Linked DNA regions of Mus musculus: regions 1, 2 and 3 are each linked to region 4. The links are chromatin loops, found by intact Hi-C in ENCODE. Cell type or tissue: heart. All regions are shown on one strand.

What was found. Hi-C counts contacts between places; a loop is a spot of excess contacts. Peaks named below come from ENCODE experiments on the same cell type or tissue, not always from the same donor. Only the 100,000 strongest peaks of a DNase experiment are listed, where the experiment ranks them.
Region 1: it touches region 4 in a loop (12-fold over the local background); 31 of 42 quality-filtered maps call a loop at or near these places.
Region 2: it touches region 4 in a loop (6-fold over the local background); 15 of 42 quality-filtered maps call a loop at or near these places.
Region 3: it touches region 4 in a loop (10-fold over the local background); 10 of 42 quality-filtered maps call a loop at or near these places.

What each region holds. Positions count from the first base shown.
Region 1 is chr2:101,471,599-101,474,098 of GRCm38, forward strand. No RefSeq gene overlaps it. Among named protein-coding and RNA genes, the nearest start is that of Gm39886, 15 kb to the left of the region's middle. In heart, a CTCF peak has its summit at 1,350; a DNase peak (open chromatin) is centred at 1,353; H3K27me3 peaks cover 269 bases.
Region 2 is chr2:101,595,893-101,598,392 of GRCm38, forward strand. The region is part of intron 2 of Iftap (intraflagellar transport associated protein); the gene reads right to left. Among named protein-coding and RNA genes, the nearest start is that of Rag2, 28 kb to the right of the region's middle. In heart, a CTCF peak has its summit at 1,467 (motif pointing right); no DNase peak of the experiment used is centred here.
Region 3 is chr2:101,524,736-101,527,235 of GRCm38, forward strand. No RefSeq gene overlaps it. Among named protein-coding and RNA genes, the nearest start is that of Gm39887, 32 kb to the right of the region's middle. In heart, a CTCF peak has its summit at 1,209 (motif pointing left); no DNase peak of the experiment used is centred here.
Region 4 is chr2:101,651,976-101,654,475 of GRCm38, forward strand. No RefSeq gene overlaps it. Among named protein-coding and RNA genes, the nearest start is that of Rag1, 3.7 kb to the left of the region's middle. In heart, a CTCF peak has its summit at 1,085 (motif pointing left); no DNase peak of the experiment used is centred here; H3K4me3 peaks cover 575 bases; H3K27ac peaks cover 286 bases; H3K27me3 peaks cover 243 bases.

The DNA.
Region 1 (2,500 bases), 180 kb before region 4:
GGATCAGACCTGGCTGTGAGTTAGAGAAAAGTCATCGGTTTACACTCTAAGGATATAAGTGGATGGTCCAGAGAGGAGGGCGAACCCACATAACGAAGAAAGCCTGCAACCGAGCAGCGAAAATCAATCACGGTGTCAGTGTCGAAAGCACCGGGCTCAGGTGGGAACTCACAGTTGGGGCTCCCTGAAATAACACCCCAACCTCCTGGATCCTCCTTTCATCATGGAAGCACGCAATGGAGATAGCAAACAACTCCCTAGAGATGAGGCAAACCCACTCATTGCTCCTGGAGGTATCCTGCAAATAAAAATGGCATTCACTTGACTTCTATGACATCATCTCCTTTCCTTCGGCATATGTTCCTCCAAAAAATATTGATGAGTAGGCTGCCATCTACATCCTGGGGCATAGCAGTAAATACAACAGACATAAACCAGCCCCTGTCTGAAAAACTTTATGATCTAGTCCTTGCGGCGGATATTACTAATGAATTAATGACACACTCCTACAAAGTTCCAGAGTCCCATCAATTCCTTCTCAATGCAGTCTATTTCTCCAAAGAGCCACCGCCAATCAATTAGAGTTGGCACATGAGATGGAAATTCTCTGACATCCCTGCTAGGAGCTCCTGGGCTGCACAATGGATGTTCACTGATCCCTTCACAGGCGTATGTCACAGCTTTCTCACAAGCCACTGCTAACAGCAAAATGACACCCTAAAAGCAACAACCACCAATGGAGACATTTAGAATCTGATGGCATTATGTTTTGACTACTTTCCCTGAAAGGATCTTGAATATCTCACTGAAGTATCCAATTAGTACCCCTATCCCAGCTGCTCATCTGATGATCAATTGATGGACTGTTAAACCATCATCATGAGTTTGTTTTTGATATTCGTGATGTTTCATTTTATGGCTCCAAACCCAGCCTTCTTTTGTCTCGCACTGCTTTTCTCTCACATGCACACACACGTACACACACACACACACACACACACACACACACACACACCTTAGAGAATCCCAGTTAGGATATAAATAGAATAGGTGTTCTCATGTACAGCTGTTGGCCACATGATAAATGGGACATAAACCATTGCCAGGCTCAGCTCCCACAGATCACTATTTGGTCTTTTGGACCAATGTTTCTCATCTGTAAAACATGACTAACAAAATTTATAATATGTACACAATATTATGTGTGTATCAATAATGCATACATGATTTGAAGTTCATATGACTATATATTGTAAATCAAGATTTATCTAATAAATCTAGACATTATTGTCAGTGGGCGCTAGGGGGCACTGTGTCACTTCTTACCATCCCAACCAAAGCCTGAGCTACGGTGGGACGCACAAGAACAGTTGGACAGTCGCCACCTAGTGGCAGCATAAGGCTCAGAACAATTGGATAAATTACCTAACCACCAAGAACCACTTACACTAATTTTAAATTTATCATTATCTATTGATCACCTACTGCACGCCAACAATTATTAAATGTGTGCTGTCAATCAAAAAAAGGTCTGGTTTGTTTTGTTTTTATTAGATGTTTTCTTCATTTACATTTCAAATGCTATCCCTTTTCCTACTTTCCTCTCCGAAAATCCCCTATACCCTCCCCCCCACCGCTCCCCAACCCACTCACTCCCACTTGCTGGCCCTGGCATTCCCCTACCCTGAGGCATAGAATCCTCACAAGACTAATCCATGACATAGGAGAGGGTAGCCTGGACTAGATAATATGCTGTTAGCACTTCCTCTCGTTCCGTGAACTGGGAAATAGTTTTTATCTGCTGAATTTCTTTGTAATAAATAATATCTTGTCTTTGATTCTCCTTGTATGAAATATATATTTAAAAAAGAAATTTCCAAAACAATAGATTTCTAGATGTCTTCTCAGATCTTCGGATCAAGCATCTGGAGATGTAATTATTTTTTGGTCCACTAGGCTGACATTGATAGGAGGGTTGAGAACTACTGTAATCACACTTTTCCATAGTACTGATTTACACATAGGCATTATGAACACACTATAAACTTCCAAGCAGCTCCAAGCAAGTTCATCTATGAACTCTCATTTACCTTCACAATTTTCAACTTAAAATCATTACACTCTTTTTCTTTTCCATTGTCCTGTGTGTGTGTGTGTGTGTGTGTGTGTGTTGTGCTCGAGTATGTGTCTGTGTGCTCGCATGCATGTGAGCACATGTATGCTTGTGTGTCCAGGAGGAGACCCAGGGTTATCATTGCTTTTCCCTCGTATTCACGAGACAGACAGGGCATACCAGCTAAACCCAGAGCTTCCTGATGCGGGTAATGTCACTAGCCAACCTGCTCTGGGGATCCACCTTCTAGAGATGGAATTAAAGGCATCCCACCCAGCACACTCACCTGGTATTTTTACTTTGGACCTGGGAATCCTAACTCCAATTGCCATACTTGCATTTAACATCTCCTGCAAGCTATCATTTATACTCTTCAAGATTACAGAG
Region 2 (2,500 bases), 56 kb before region 4:
TAATGTCCAGATTAACCCCTTGCTCTTTCTAATCTCTTTCCAATCTCATCTTCCATGGCTGCCAGCCCTCATTAATAAAGAATTTCAACATGCTCCCTCCTGAGCCACTGCTCCCTCTCTGTTCCCACTGCCCAAAGTTCCCATCTTTGAATAGATGGTATTATATTCATTGTTTAGGATCTATTTCTCCATTCTAGAACGCAATTTTCTGTAGGCATTAATTTTTATAATTTTTGTTCACTTATATGAACAACACTTAGCAAAATGACAATAGTAAAACAAATTACAGTATAGTTACACAACTGAATACTGTGCAGCCATCCAACACTGTTAAATAATAATATTAATTTCCAAGGAAAGATATTCATAACATTCTATTTTAAAAAGCAAGTTCAAAGAGATTATGGATAATATGATATCAGTTTTATAAAATTATTACAATAAAATTTTCAAATATATAAATGAAGGAAAACAGTAAGTTGTGCCTTTATAATTTGGGCATCATAAGTATAAATAAACATATATGTATAGTATATGTGTGTAATATTTAATACTGATACAGCTATTCAATAGAAATTACTACATATATTTCAGTGTTAATAAAAGTGAAGCTCAGAGTGTGAACAGTGGGTCTCTGATTCTTGTGTCTTCTCTTGGTCTCTTTTCCATCTGTCTGTTTGCTTGTTTGTTCATTTTACCCAAATCTGATGTGTTAGTTTTTGTTTTATCTTATTATATGTCTCTTTATTTTATGATTATCCCTTAAAAGCCTGTAATGGTAAAATGCCCACAAAGAACACAGTTCTCCGGGCAAGGACATTTTCCTGTGGTACAGTAGTTTGGGTCATGGACAGGGGCACTAAGACTTGAGACAGAATGTATGTGTAACCAAACCAAAGGCCACTCTAAGCTCTGTAGGCTGTTCTATCTTAGTCTCTTTATCAGAGATCACCAGGGTCACAGCAAAGCTATTCCCATAATTCACTACGTTCTTCCAGTCTTTAAGATAATATAAAATGATAACATTAAACAAAGATATATATATATATAGCAAAACAAATTATTGTTTCCTTGTTTTAGTATGTCAAAACTTTATGAAAGCTATAAATTTACTCTTATAAAATTCAATTTGTACCAATTTGCACATTTTTTAAAACATCCATGTATTTCCCTTTACCCATTTCCTTACACAGACATATATACACATGAATATACACACAATCATGAAGACATACACACATATACACACCTCCAATTCATTTAAGGCATACTTTTAAAGCTATTCTGAAAGTCAAGGTTCCTAGGTTGCACAATGATACTAGTCAATCAGAATTTAAAGAAAGAATCCTGAAATATGCATTTTAATAAGAACCTCCCAGGAAATTTTTGTGGAAATATAAGATAGAATTCCCATGTCAAGGTTTTCTGAGGTAGAATTTTATGGTTATGTGAACACTAGTATTTAGTCCATCCACCAGAGGCCAGCATAGGACCATTGGCTGACTTTTATAGCTGTACCCTATACCATACACCATATACAATATTTCCTGTACATAGTTGGTTTTAACTACCTCAAGAAGTGGAGTTGAAACTGACTGATACAGCACATCCAAGGTTTAACATTTAACTTTGATGTTGTTCTTTTAACCCCATGTGGATAAGCCACACTAAACAAGCAGAATTAATCCTGTTGTGTGAGTTTAAAGAGTAAATGCCAGGGTTGTGGTCTTAGAAAATGAAATGCGTGGACTAGTTCTTAGGTCTTCTAATGCGGAGATGGAATAGTGCTCTTCCTATCACACTGGCCCTACCTACAACCAAAAGAAACAGAAGGCCAGCTCTATTTGTTCTGCATGAAACATCTTCACACCCTGAGATCATGCCTGTCTTGCACCAAAGTACATTTTGTTCAACTCATTTAAATTGGAGGGCACTCTGGGGATTAGCTTTCTCTTCTTCTTCACAGATAAGTCTTTCATAGACCATCGTCTGCATATATTTATAATAATCTAACATTCAAAGATGGCGTCTTTGCTTTTAAATTATGTGAGTGTTGCAAATTCATTTTTACAGGACACTTTAGAATACACGTCATTTAAAAAAAAGCTTACAGTAAAGGAGGAAAAGTCTGCGCTGTTCTAGTCATTCTTACTGTTTTTCTCTCTTTTTGGGGGGTCAGGGGGAGGGTGTGGAACAGGGTTCAAGACAGGGTCTCACTCTGTAGCCCTGGCTGCCCTGGAACTCACCTTGTAGACCAGGCTGCCCTCAGACTTAGAGATCTATGTGCCTTTCCCTCCCAGTGCTGGGATTAAAGGGTTGCATGCTACACCCAGCTTGCTTTTTTTTTTCTTAATCCATAAAGATTCACTCAATCAAAATCTAAGGCCCCAGAATCAAAACCAATATTCTGAATCTAACTCTGTCAGCGCTGTGCAAAGAGTAGTTAATACGGCCTCACCAGTGAGCACTAACTGCACAGTCTATAAGTGACAAACATGGA
Region 3 (2,500 bases), 130 kb before region 4:
TAGCACACAGGGATGTTACATGTATGAGTGTTTTGCCTGTGTGCGTGTCTGTGCTTAGCACACAGGGATGCCAGATGAGCAGATCCCCAGGAACAGGACTTACAGACGGTTGTGAATTTAGATGTTTGGCCTCTTAAATAACCAGCCTCTTACAAATGGGACCTGTGTTTGAATCCTCACGGCTGAACCGTGATATAAATCCTCATTCCACAAATCAGCGGGTTTTTTTACATTCCATATAGAGGAAAGGGCCGTATATATGAGCTTTCATGGGTGTCCCCGCGTGACTGGATATGGTTATCAGTGCTCACTCTCAGCCATAACTCTGCAGTACAGAATTGCAAGCTGGAGCCTCAGGCCCAGGGATCTGTTCCAGCAAGCCCTCTGACTAATTCTGATAAACTCTGAGAAGCTCTGGTAGTGGCGTGTGTCCCATAGACTCCCTACAGAGAGCCACCTCCTTCACAGTTAGAACAGCTTTAATACCCATAACCTTGTCTTCAGAACCACTGAGTGGCACTCAGCATCTGCTCTGAGCCCATCATCCTTGGGAAGGTGCCAGCCCCCGTGGTACTCCAATGCACCAATCTATTTCAGTTCAGTCTCCTTACCAACATGATCAGAAACCAAAGGACGGAAGGCCAAGCGTGTTGTCAGAGGTGGACTCCTAATAGAGAAAAGATCCCAGACAATAGCATTTATGGAAGAACACTTCACAGCCCCAAACAATATCTGTAGGCAGAAATTCATATTGGCAAAGGGAGGTTTCTCCAAGAGAATCAATCTACCAGTGTAAGTCACAAGGTTCGTTTGGGAACCCACCTTGGCAAAGTCACGTTGAGTGGGCTTTTGACAGTTTCCTTATTTCTGGGTGGGTAGCTTCTTGTATGACAACACTAGGTACTCTTCTCAAGCAGATGTTGGCTGTATGGAACAAAACCAATTAGTGCAGTGTTGGGAAAAGCCAGGCCTATGCAACCTGATTTCAAACTGTGTCCGTGTTTGTTACAGGGATTACACAAGTGTTCTAACAAGGGGTAGAAATGTATTCTATCATGGAAAAACATAATCAGTGGTACCAAAAATGAGCATAATGTTCACTGGTTAAACCAACATCATCTCCCAATTTATTGCCCAGCAATTGAATTTACCTGGAATCAGGCAGTGGGCAAAGGGCTTGTGAGATATGGTGCAACAGTGCCACCATGTGGTTCTCTTCTGAAAGTAGTCCAGGAAGAAAATGCCACCAAAATAGATGCTCATCTCCCCAGGCCACTTATATATTCAGACTTCATATTTTCAATTTAAGAAGTACATCAGTAGAAGAAGGAAGGCCTACTTACAGATACACACAAGATTTGGGCAGCAAAATAGTACCTAGGTAACCAGGCGAACCACAGGCTCCCATTTTCACCTCTTCTACAGTGCATTCTGTTAACACGGAGACATACACACATGCACTACACACACACACACACATGCACTACCCAAACTTGTACATGCATTTATGAATCCATGGGTGCACCGACTCATGCATTCACATGCACACTTCCTTTCTGGGTAATGGCTGCTATAGAACTCCAGGTTAATCACCTTCCATGCTACTCTTGAGTCCTAGACACTGCCCACTTGTGGTACCCTGGACTCCTGTGTTCTGATTCTGAAAGTCTCACCCCACCCCAGCCCCTAAAAAGCTCATCAGGAACTAAGTCCTATCCTGGTCATTAAAGAAAGAAAGGGAAGATGGTACAATTCAGAAAAGTCTAGCAATAATCACTCTAGCTGGAGATGTGTTGTTCTTTTACATCTCCCATGTCTTTAGGGCTGTACAGCACTGTATAACATAATTACTGTGACTATCAAAGAACTTCACAGGCCATTTATGACATTATTTTTTTAATGTGAGGTTTTTAAGTGAGTCATCATTTATCAGTAAACATACATATCTGCAAAGAACGTTCTGCATGCCTGCATCAGTGTACTTTCTGGGTTACAATCGCTTATGGTTATTCAATCAACCAGTGAAAAAACTTAAGCATGTATGTCAATCATTCTGTTATGTGTTTCAGATAAGGGTGATAAATTGATAAGCTACTCAAGTGTCTACAACAGGGGGATCCTGAGTTCAAGGCTTCCCTGGGCAGCTTAGTGGTGCTCTGCCGTTAAGGAAAAAAAAAAGGCAAAAAGAGGTGGGATGGTTTGGCCAAGTGATAGAATGCTTGCCTAGCATGCACAAGTCAGTAGGCTGAATTCCTAGTACTGGATAAAAGATAATAAAGTACCAATGTCCCTGGCAACCATTTTGTTCAAAGTCCAGAGGAAAAGACAAATACAAAGATGAGAGAGAGAGAGAGAGAAAGAGAGAGAGAGAGAGAGAGAGAGAGAGAGAGAGAGAGATCTATTCTGCATAGGAGGATCCTTGGAGAAAAAAGTTTTTATGTTTTTCCTCTCCTATCCCAAGTGTCACCAGTGCAGTATGGGAAACAGAGTAGGAGACATG
Region 4 (2,500 bases):
TGTTCCAAGCAAATGAAAAATGGAACATGCTGACAGGTGTTGGCCAACTTTTTCAGGAGGCAAAAAAATGAAAAGGGCCAGGTAGAGTCTGGACCACGTAATGCCAGGTTCCAGCCTGCATCATAGCCGTTTGGCTGAGTGATTAACTATGGAGAGGCTGAAATGCTCCCAGGTCCTTTGCTCTCTGGGCTTCCCCAAGCATGCCTTCCTGCTGTTCTTCCTCCCTACCTGTCCATCCAAGTCCCAAAACCTCCTTAGCAACTGCCCGCCTGCGCTTATTTCCTGTGACTTCCCAAAGGCCCTTTTAAAAGACCTTTTCAAATTCAATTTCTTCCCAGACAGCAGTGAGCTCTAGTTGCAGATACCAATCAGAATCTCCTCCTGCAGCCAGGGTCTGAGTAGGTAAATGCCACATTTTCCACTCTTATCATAACCCAGCAGATGCTGTTTGCTGGGCATTGTGATTACATACGTAAGCATGTATCTATACATCTCCAACTCAAGAAAGCCTTGTCTTCTAACATCATCAAATGCCAAAACGAAAGGGGGACTTAGAGGTTATCAGGTCCTGAGGGTGCATGTTGAAGGTACGAAACAGTTCCTGAAGGACAAAGTGCCTCCGTGCAATGTCACAGGAGAGAGAGAGAGAGAGAGAGAGAGAGAGAGAGAGAGAGAGAAAACCCAGGACAAGATTCTTTCCGCAACAGTGAGCAGCAGTCCCTACCCCCTCCCACCCCTACACCATCTTGACTAGCTTGGGCCAAGAGTTGCGTTGCTGATGGGTCGGAACCTAAACAGGTCGTTGCTAGATTAATGCCTTGGGTGATTGTGCTAATTTGCACGCTGCGCGAACCCTGGAGAGGCAGTGTCTCCACTCATTCATTTCTCTCCCCCCACCCCCACTTCCCCGGCCTTAAAATTGCTTTCTAATTAACTCAGTGTGGATTATCCCTGTTAGTAAATTTCCTAATGCGTTATTAATTACTCTAAACGTCAACTACAGCTCATTTTCGGTACATTCAGGAGTGCTACAGCTGGTTTCCTGACAGCGTCCAGCTTGTTTTCTAAACAACTAGCGCCACCATGTGGCCAAAAGGACCGATCCTTGAGGAGTCAGAACCAGCCCTCAGGAAAAAACAAAAACAAAAACAAAAACAAAAACAAAACAAATTACTGAACTGATTATGAAGAAATTGTGTGTTCTATTCTCGTCCCTCCCTTCGTTTCCACCTCTAAACCTCTACCTACCCCTTCCACCATGGCTTGCCACTCCAGGGATCCTCCCGCTCATCCCCATAGGAAATAGCAGTAAAATCTTACAAGGTCAAAGTTATCTGCCCAAAAGTTCACACCCTAGTTAAAGTCAGTGTTCCACCGACGTCAAGGGTTCAACATGGAAATCTAGCATCGTACTAGCGACTGCCCTCCACCCTTCCACCCACCTACCCCACTACCACCCACCTTGTGGATGCCTCCTGCTAATTCCCCAAACAAGTAAAGATGTAACAACTCTATCTTCCTTCGTTGAAGATGCTGGACCCTGAAAAGTGATGGGCAGGGCACAAGTCTCTTCTAGACAACTTTTTAAATCTGGTGACAAGCATTCCTGTCCAAACCCAACAACAGAAGGGTATCTCTTTGCCACCATTCCATTTAGCTGCTGGGCATTGGACAGTGAGTTCAACGGTCACTGTAGGATTGAATTGCTCTAAAGTTCTCAGAGCCGTTGATGCTCTGAGATTGAAGAGCAATTGAATGAGATGCTCTTCATGTTTGAGGAGCAGCCTTCGCTTAAAAATCAGAAAGCGCAAATGTGCAAACATTTGAATGATGACAAGACACAAGTGGAAAGCCCTTTGTTCCATGCACAGAGTTGTAGGTCGTACTCAAAGCCATCCTCAGGAATGAGGTAAGAATAAAATGGCTCCCAAGGCATTTCATGAGGCATATAGTGATAGTTCCAAAATATGGAGATATTCCAAATGAGGACACATGCAGACTTAATATTTTATTTCATTATAACAGATGGTTTAGACCGTCTGAATTCTACTGATTTTTACTTATGTCAATTCACAGCTCTTTATCTGCAGCCACTCGGTGACCATGGATTTCTTCAGGCTTCTCTGAGTCTCTCCCCTCCTCACCCCCACCCCCACCCCCAGCACTCTCCTCACTCCAAAGTCAGTCACCAATGGGGACAAACAATGATGTCATTAACACATGCAGATGTGTGTTACTTGAATGGCCCCTAAGGTTTCCTATCTAAATCAACTCCTCCTTGTGGGACTGTAAGAGGACATCTGGAGATGAGGACTTGGGGAATGATTGGGATAAGCTACAGTCATTAGAGCAGAGGTCATGACAGAATCCTTGAGGAAGAGAGACCTGATAGAGAAACACGTTGACCCACATGTTCTCTCCCATGCTCTGCACCACTTCAGAACTCTTTTAGCAAGACCTCCTGTGCCTCTAGAACTGTGAGAGGAAATGAACTTCTTTC